Regions from separate parts of the Homo sapiens genome. Here region 1 is linked to region 2. The links are chromatin contacts, found by Hi-C or POLR2A ChIA-PET in ENCODE. All regions are on one chromosome and are shown on one strand. Each heading gives the region's core, a stretch centred on a gene start or an enhancer-like site at or near the end of the contact. The rest is flanking DNA. Distances are from core to core; before and after follow the strand shown. Region 1 overlaps BCL2 (BCL2 apoptosis regulator). Region 2 overlaps BCL2 (BCL2 apoptosis regulator).

The links. Hi-C counts contacts between places; a loop is a spot of excess contacts on that map. ChIA-PET counts read pairs that join two places held with the same protein, here RNA polymerase II (POLR2A). Pooled maps may share reads with other maps.
Region 1: a pooled map shows a loop between it and region 2 (1.8-fold over the local background). The contact joins two enhancer-like sites. A Hi-C loop is called at or near these places in 36 of 168 maps with a recorded cell type or tissue (A673, B cell, CD4-positive, alpha-beta memory T cell and 23 more), 34 of 37 single-sample maps with no recorded cell type and 27 of 50 pooled maps. POLR2A ChIA-PET finds 5 or more read pairs at or near these places in 21 of 52 experiments (A673, B cell, CD4-positive, alpha-beta T cell and 15 more).

What each region holds. Positions count from the first base shown.
Region 1 is chr18:63,298,908-63,303,377 of GRCh38, reverse strand. The region is part of intron 2 of BCL2 (BCL2 apoptosis regulator); the gene reads left to right. Among named protein-coding and RNA genes, the nearest start is that of BCL2, 19 kb to the left of the region's middle. Within about 2 kb of position 1,662, at least 10 of the 41 ENCODE cell types and tissues checked have a DNase peak (open chromatin) inside an H3K27ac peak, as active enhancers do; they include CD4-positive, alpha-beta T cell, CD8-positive, alpha-beta T cell, natural killer cell and 1 more, where a contact is called at or near this core.
Region 2 is chr18:63,135,452-63,139,489 of GRCh38, reverse strand. All of the region lies in intron 2 of BCL2 (BCL2 apoptosis regulator), which reads left to right. Among named protein-coding and RNA genes, the nearest start is that of BCL2, 180 kb to the left of the region's middle. RefSeq lists enhancers at 840-889, 831-1,697. Within about 2 kb of position 1,314, at least 14 of the 41 ENCODE cell types and tissues checked have a DNase peak (open chromatin) inside an H3K27ac peak, as active enhancers do; they include CD4-positive, alpha-beta T cell, CD8-positive, alpha-beta T cell, natural killer cell and 1 more, where a contact is called at or near this core.

The DNA of each region.
Region 1 (4,470 bases), core at 413-2,912, 160 kb before region 2:
ATGAAACAACTTTTTTTTTCTGTCTCCCTTTTGACTCCTAGAGTCTGTTTAAATAGCCTTTGAAAAATAAGTACTAATCACTGGTTCCTACCAAGACCAGACACCTGATTCAGAAGCTCTTACAGGGGTCAGAGTGTGCGTTGGAAAAACAAACCCACAGTGCCTTCCTGGTTCCAGAGAAATGATCTCACTGTCAAATTGTAACCTGCCTAATACCTTAATAAAAAGGTGGGGAAAGTCTGCGGTTTTACCTCTGGTATGATCCTTTTCCCTTCACTCTTTTTATTTTAGGCATGACCTTAGTGTTTTTTTTCTTCTAGAGTCCAGAGGTGGAATGACATGTCACTCAGGTTTACAAGATGAGGATGTATCTGTTTTTATATTCAGCTGTACATTTTATTCTACTTAAAAACAAACCCACCTTCAGCAACCAGGGCGTATCAAGGGAGAGTTATTTCCATCCCCCTCAGTTTAATTTGGATACATTTGGCCCAGAACAGCACAGTGTTTCCATAATAACATTTGAACAGGATGCCCTTGTGTTATTTGCAGGGCTAAGGGAGTTTCAGCATGGGCCAGGAAACTACTTTCTTAAAAGAAACTTAAACGCGAAATTCTGACAAGATAGGAAACTCTTACTGCATCCTTACTAAACCTCTTTTTCCCCCCTACTTTCTCATTTATTTATATATCTCTTGTGTTATGAAACATATATAGGTTGAATATTTAACTCACTCTGAATTCATGTGCAGAATAAGTCACTCTTCAGAAGGACAAAAATAATGTTTTAAGTGGTTTGTTTAATAAAGCACATATTAAAAAATTTCAATTCAACATCTTCCCTGGGCACAACATGTTATGACTTTTTAGAGTAGAGCTTCGTGGTATTTCATAAGGAAGCCAAAAAGGAAGGGAAATTATTATTCGGGCAGAGGGACAATAGTGACCTTTCATTAAGCAAGACAGAGTTCACCATCAGGCTCCCCAAACCCCAGGCTCTGTGTTAGTTGAACTGAACAAGCCACCAACTATTTCCTCTCTCTCTTTCTCTCTTTCTCTCTCTTTTTTTTTTTTTTGAGAAGGAGTTTTGCTCTTGTTGCCCAGGCTGGAGTGCAGTGGTGCAGTCCCGGCTCACTGCAACCTCAGCCTCCCGAGTAGCTGGGATTACAGGCGCCTGCCAGCACGCCTAGCTCATTTTTTTGTATTTTTTTTAGTAGAGACTGGTTTTCATCATGTTGGCCAGGCTGGTCTCGAACTCCTGACCTCAGATGATCCACCTGCCTCGGCCTCCCTCCCAAAGTGCTGGGATTACAGGCGTGAGCCACCACACCTGGCCTCCTCTCTTTTATAGACCAGACTACTTTAAAAATATTCGTCCAATATTACCTAAAATATTTCATTTATAAGACATAACCCAACATTGTAATATTTAAAAGACTGCATTATGTAGTTTTTACATATCCTTAAGATCCTAATGAATTCAGATAATCAGTATTTTTGTTCTTTTAACAGCTTTACATGTGACCTCTTAGTTCTAGAGTTTGATCTCAGGAGAAGGGAAGAGTAGATTTGGATTCTGTGCCGTGGACAGGCGCACTGGTTTCCCGTGTGAAAAGGACAAAGCCCCGCCCCTTCTGGAGCTCAGTTCTCTTTGGGATTATTCATAATGTTCTCCAAGAAGCTCGGAGTGCCTGTTTGTCGCCAGTACTGTAATTTGTGAGTAAAAGATCTTTATGATTGCAAAATACATTAGCGCCTTCGGAGATCATTGTTTCTTGATGACGGTGTGAATCACAACTAGGAACTAGGAAGTCATTTCAGCCCCTTCTGTGCAGAGGGATGTCATGAAGTACATATGCTAAAGTTCATACCCATTGCTCATAAGAGCTCAGCCAACCTTCTCAACCAGTTCATGTAAAAATATATCTGTATAAATATGCATACGTATGTATGTATGTGGTGTGTGTGTGAGTTAAGATATACATAAAATTTACGTTTTCCACCAATTTTAAATGTATAGTTCAGTGGCTTTCAGCACATTTACTTTGTTACATAAACCATTATTATGTAAGCCATTACTGACATCTGTTTCCAGAACTTGTTCATCATTCCAAATGGAAACTCTACCCATTAAACTATAACTCCCTGTTTCTTTTTCTCCCCAGTCCTAGGTAGCCACTATTCTATTTTCTGTCTCTATAAATTTGACTCTTCGAGGAAGAATTTGATTCTTCCCATAAGTGGAATCAGACAATATTTGTCCTTTTGTGTCTAGCTTGTTTTATCTAACATATTTTCAGAGTTCACCCATGTCATGGCATGCATCAGAATTTCATTCCTTTTTAAGGCTGAATAATATTCCATACCATTTGCTTTTTTAAAAGTCCATTTTCTCAAAAAATTGGTTGTCATTTCCACTCCCCACCCAGCCAATAGAAACAGCAAATATATTAAATTAGAATTGACCTGACAGAGGAGGTAATGGAGGCCTGTAAATTATTCAAAGAATTATTTTAGAGTCTGACAGCAAGGAAGAAGACAAAAATGCTCTTAAAACCAGCTCAGGAGTCTCTGAGGCTCTTCTGCGTGGGGCAGGCAGTCACAAAGATCTCTACGGCTCCTGGAGTTCTCGCTGGATCGTAGCACAGGACAATCTTAGTGATTCCTAATGATGCCACTGAGTCATCAAGACAGAGTTATTTTCTGTAGGAAGAGTCAAAGAGTTCAGGGAAAGTGAGTAGTAAGTTACAGAAATATCTCCATTCCAAATGGTTAAAATTTTTTAAAAGTTTAGGCTTCAGTCATCTGAAAAATTTACTTGTGTGAAATGATTCAGTCCAGACTGTAGTGAAAGAGAGGAATCCCAGCAATATCAAAGTAAAATACACACACACACACACACACACACACAGAGAGAGAGAGAGAAGGAGCACAAGATCTCTTTCTTTTTTGTTTTTTTCTCTTTTTTTTTGAACAAACTCTTACATATCCTTCAAGCCCAGGCCAAATGGCACCTTCTCTGTGAATGTGTGTGTGTTAAATAGGCAGAGAGACCTTCAGGGGCGTTTGCTGACTTCTTTCATTCTTTTTCATCTCCTACCTCCCTTTCTAGAGTAGAGAATTAGTAGGAACTTGACTCAAGTGGACGGGGATGTAATTTCTAGGGGGAGTTTTTGCTGTCTTACTGCATCTAAATTATTCTGTCTGTGCATAAATTAAGTTGTACACATATTTAGAAGAGCCACCTCCCCCACTGCAGGATGCATAGAGTGGTTTTTGTGAGGAGCTGCTTTGCAGCCTCAACTCTGCCTCCTGACTTCATTTTGAAACCACTGTACAATAAAACGTGGTCATTTGTTTGTTCCACATTCTTTGTGCCTACTGGGTTTCTGGACATGATCTCTGGCCTTGGGGGGGACAGTCTCCTGGGGAAACAGACACACAAACAGATCTATTACAGTCCAGTGAGTTTTTTCCTGGGAAAGTTAAGGATGGTTTCACAGAGAAGGTGCCGTTTGGCCTGGGCTTGAAGGATACATAAGAGTTTGTTCAAAAAAAAAAAGAAAAAGAAAAAAAAAAAGCAAGAGATCTTGCTCTCTGGAGAATGTGAAAGGGTACCATATGCAAATAAGCAGAGTAATTGAAGGGCCTGCCAAGCTTGGGAATGGCAAAAAGGCCAGAGTGACCAGAAGAGAGGCAGTTGGGGATGGAATGGAAGGGGATGAAGCGGGAAGATAGTGGAGGCTCGCTCTCCAAGGCTCTATGTGCCCCACTAAGGAGTTTGATTAGACCTTTCCTGCAGTGGAATGCCAGTAAAAGGTTTCTAGCAGGATACTAAGTGACATGGCTGGATTTTTTTGTTGATGAAAATACTGCTGGTAGCAGTGTGTTGGTGGCACTGAGGGCAGCAAGGAGGCCAGATGGGAAGGTGGGGTCAGGTGCCCAAGTGAAGGTGCTGGGCAGCTGCCCCAAGGCATGGGCAGTAGGAACTCCCAGGATGGGACTACCTGAAAAGGTGTTCTAAGGTAGAATCAACAAGATTGTGCACAGTTGATCATCGCTGAACACTCAGTGCTTAGCGCAAGGCAAGCACATAATAGATGCTCAGTAATATTGACTAAATGAATGAATGCACAGGCAGCTGGGTACACATGACAAGCAGTACAAGCAAGTGTTAAAGTGACACCCCAGCTATACTCACAACAGTGATAAAGCAGAGGTTCACATGGCCTGTACTTTGCCCAACTCTTTCTAAACGTTCTATCACTATTCGTGTATTTCTTTCTTACAACAGTACTGGGAGGTGGTGGTGTTTTTATCCTTGTCTTGCAGATGAGAACACTGAGGCTTGCAGAGGGGGACCCATTACAGCTGTTTGGGTGGCTGGGCTGGAATTTGAACCCAGGCGGTTTTGGAGTACTTGGAGCCCTTAATTCTGTTGCTCTGCTGCCGCCCAGCTTTTGAGCCTTC
Region 2 (4,038 bases), core at 65-2,564:
AGTTACTATAGGGCAGGGCATGTGTCTTATTTAGCTTTAAGCTAAATACTCAGCACCTTACAAAAATAGTTTGGTTACTGAATGAATAAGCCCGCTGAAGATGAGATTTCAAGGTCATATAGATACGGCCTTTAGTCTCTCTTGTTATGGTTTATTACACTAACCTGGTGAACCAAATAGCATAACTATTAACATATTTTTAGCACTTTTTGCTATAAATGCATTTCTCCACCTATTTCAGAAGTACGTCTTTTGAATTACTGGACTGACCACACCTTCTTGCAGGAGGGACATGAGCCCACAGGTGCCCTGCAGTATTTGCATAGCTAGTGCGGCAGTAGGGAACTTGGTTCTGTGCTTCCCTCCAGACACCATCTTCTACCCCAGCCCAGAAGGTAATTAGACTAAGGAATCCTCTGAGGTCCATCTCTGGAATAGCCAGCTCCGGCTGAAGTCTCCATTAGCAGGTGGTTGGGGCCAAGCTTCCTCTGCCCTGGCCCATGGCATAAGCCATCTTTGCACATTATTTTCAAACTGTGAAAATAATGCCAGAGAAAGGAAGCACCCATTTGGGCTTCTCATTTTTCAGCCTCCCCAGCTCCTGAGGGCCCCTGCCTGATTTGCATTCTTAGCTAAATTTGCATAACAGAACACACCAGAACTTCCCTGGACCAACTGTGGTAAGCGGGCAAGTTTTGTTTTTGTTTTGTTTGGGTTTTTCATCTCCTGCCATGTCTCCAGCAGGTTTCTTGTTACATCCAAATGACATGGAGATTAGGTTTCACGAATGTCATTGGCCCATGTTTCAACCAGCCCCTCCCCCTGGACCCAGAGTTCCTCCAAGATCAACCCCCAGGCACTGGAGATGGCTTTGGGGAGCAGCCTTCGCCAGCCTGGAGGAAGGCAAATCCTTGTGCTTCTCACGCTCCCGTGCCTCTTCACCATCTCCGGCCCAGGCAGCTGTGTGTCCTTCAGTTATATGCTCAAGGGTTATTTTTTTCCCTTTCCTTTTCCCCCAAACCCGGAAACAATATTTTGGGAGTAAAGGGAGGGTGCGGGAGGAAGAGTCACAGGGGACAGAAGCAAGCATGCAGCTGCCAAAGCCACACTGCTCTGCAGACGGAACCCTCTAGACTCATTCAGCACAATGTGGCTGTGGAGGAAATCCTGCCGAGCCGATGATAAGGGGGGAAATGGAGTCACTTCCTCACCAGCTGCTTTATTCAGGTAGAAAAAAGTCCTCACTTCCTTGCGTGTGCTCTGCCGGCCACCACTCCCAGCCGCCAGTGCGGCTTGCTCCCCCTCTTGCTCTGAGCCAACTCTGGTGTCAGGAGAATCTTGCTTGGCTTCATGGAGCGCTCTTTCTGCAAGACAAGTGTCTGTCTACCCCACTTCCTCCTTCATGTCCTTTCTCTTTCTCCTGGCGTTCTCTCTCACCTGACGGTTGCATGTCATAGATTCTGTGTGGCCGCAGTAGTCACAGATAGTATTGCCAATGAGTCTCCAGCCCTCTTGGTGGAATCTAGGATCAGGACATACCCAGTGGTCTCTACGTTTGCATAGATGTCTAGAAACAGCCTTTGACCTCTGGTCGTCTCCCCTGCCCTGCACCACAGGCACCAATGCTGCCCCTCTTGCCAATGCCCTGCTATTGTCCTTTCACCCTCTTAGGCAGCACTTGTCAAAGTTTGTCTTCCTAATACTCCAAACATAGCAGCAGTCTCCTTGACAGAGGGGTTAGGGGCCAAATGAGTTTGGAAAATGCTACTCCCTTTCTTGGAGAATCAAGCACCTGTGAGTGGGGGTGATAATATTTACTAACCAATATAGCAGGGACACTGACCAGTCAGATCCCTCTGTGTCCTTGGGAACCGGCTAACCATCAGTCCCTGGGAGGAGGACACTAGAGGCTGCTGCTGAAAGAAAAAAAAAGCACTGAATTTTATCTAAGCCAGTCCTTTATTTGGTCTCTGAATACTCCCCTTTTAAAAAAATATTATCTATTAGGATGTTTGAAAAATCTGCCATATAGTAAAACAAATCAGTTTGTTTCAGCTCCACAAACATTTGCTGAGTTCCTAACGTATGACAGACACATGCTCCAGGGATCCAAAGATAAATAAAACATGGTCCTGCACCTCCAGGTGCTAATAGTTGAATGGGGAAGGCAGACATGTAAACAGATGATCTTCGTATAATACTGTGAACAGGGAACAGCCGAGGATTATTTAGCTCAACCTAGGGATTTGGAGAAAGTTGCTTGCAGAAAATGATTGAGCTGAATCTCTGAATGAACCAAAGTTGACTTAAGAGTGACAAGCTGAGCAGGAGAACTAGGTTGGAGCCAGAGCATTGGGAACCTTAGACTTAAGCATGGAAGCAACAGATTTGATTCTGAATGGATCACTCTGGCTGCAGTACACAGAAGAGATTTACAGGCAAAGCACAAGACTCAGACAGAGGCAGAGAGATCAGACTGGAAATCACAGCAGTGATCCTGGGGAGAGAAGGTAAAGGGAGAGAGAAGTGTTCAGGTGGTAAAATTGGCAGTGCATCTACTGCCCTGTTCTGTCCTGTCCCCTGGCCTTTACCACTTCAGTGCTCACTAACTTCACCTCCAGCTATAAGAGATGTGGCATCTGTATCTATTTCCTTGATTGGTACTTCACCTGTGACATGGCCAGCTAGGAGTGCTGGGGTATTGACATTCCATAGGAGCAACCTTCAACCAATGAATAGCAGGAGTTGGTGTATAAATACCCCAGCTCCCTAGTCCCTCAGTGGGTTAACAAGAGATGCATGGTCTACACCGGCCCTCAGATTTCCCTGGCAGGAGTAAGCTCTGTTTGCCGGTAGCAATAACTTGCTTGATGAGGTAACTCATGCATGAGTCTTTTCCTTTTTTTCTCTCCCTTCCCTGCTCCCCTTAGAGTTCCTAGCATCATCTCCCAAATAAACCACTTGCACTCAAATCTTTGTCTTAGGGTCTGTTTCTAAGGGAGTCTAACCTATGGCCATGGGATTTACTGTTGAATGAATATGGGGCATGAGGAAGAGAAAAACATCTAGGAGACTCTGAGGCTGTAGGTTTACTTGATGCCATAGCCAGGTTGAAGACAGGAAGAGAGGGAGGCTTGATGGAGGGAGTGATGATAGCTTGAGTTTGGGGCAGGTTGATCGAACTCCCTAGGGGATGTCTTAGAAAGCAATTGGAATAAGTATTTGCCAGTTAGGGGAGAAAGTGAGACTGGATATAAAGATGTTAGGAACATTATCATAGGGGTGGTATATAAGACCAAGAGAGTGAAAGAGATTGGTCAAAGAGAGAAAAGAAAATGTCCAGACAGAAGCCTGATGGGCAGCATCGAGAACTTATCAGAATAGGCCAGGGAGGAGGTGCCCCTGAGGGAGACAGAGAGGAAATTCTTCAGGAGGAAGGAGGTAGCCCAAAGGGAGCAGAGTCACGGAAGACCCTCAGTGGTCTTGGTGTCCGGGGCATCAGAGCACCTACTAAGATACAACCTCACACCCAGTGAATTTAGCCACATGGAGGGTATTGGTGGTCTCTGTGGGGGTGGTTTCAGAGGCACAGTATAGGAAGAAGCCAGACTGAATGGGTTCAAATGTGGGTGGGAAGTGAGCCAATGAGTGTGGCTTGGCAGCTTTTCTAGGAGGGCAGAGACAGAGAAGATAATGGTTAGGGTGGAGCACGCATCAGCACAGACATTTTGAGGATACCTGAGGTCAGAAAGGAAGGATGCGATTGAAATTGTAATTGAGAGCAGGGACAATTGACGGAGGAAGGTTCCTGAAGCAATGGGAGATGGTGGAATCAGGGTGAAGTGTGGAGAGGAGCAGGGAAGGACAGGCAGAAATGGACATTTGTGCATGGGCCAGGGTGGAAAGCTGTGGTAATTCTTGCCCAATGATCCCAGTTTTCTCAGAGAAGTAAAAGGCAGTGTTCACTGCCAAAAGGTGAGGAAGATGTGTGAGACAAGTGGTGGCTGTTGGGAACAGTCATCAAAAGGAACAGAAAAG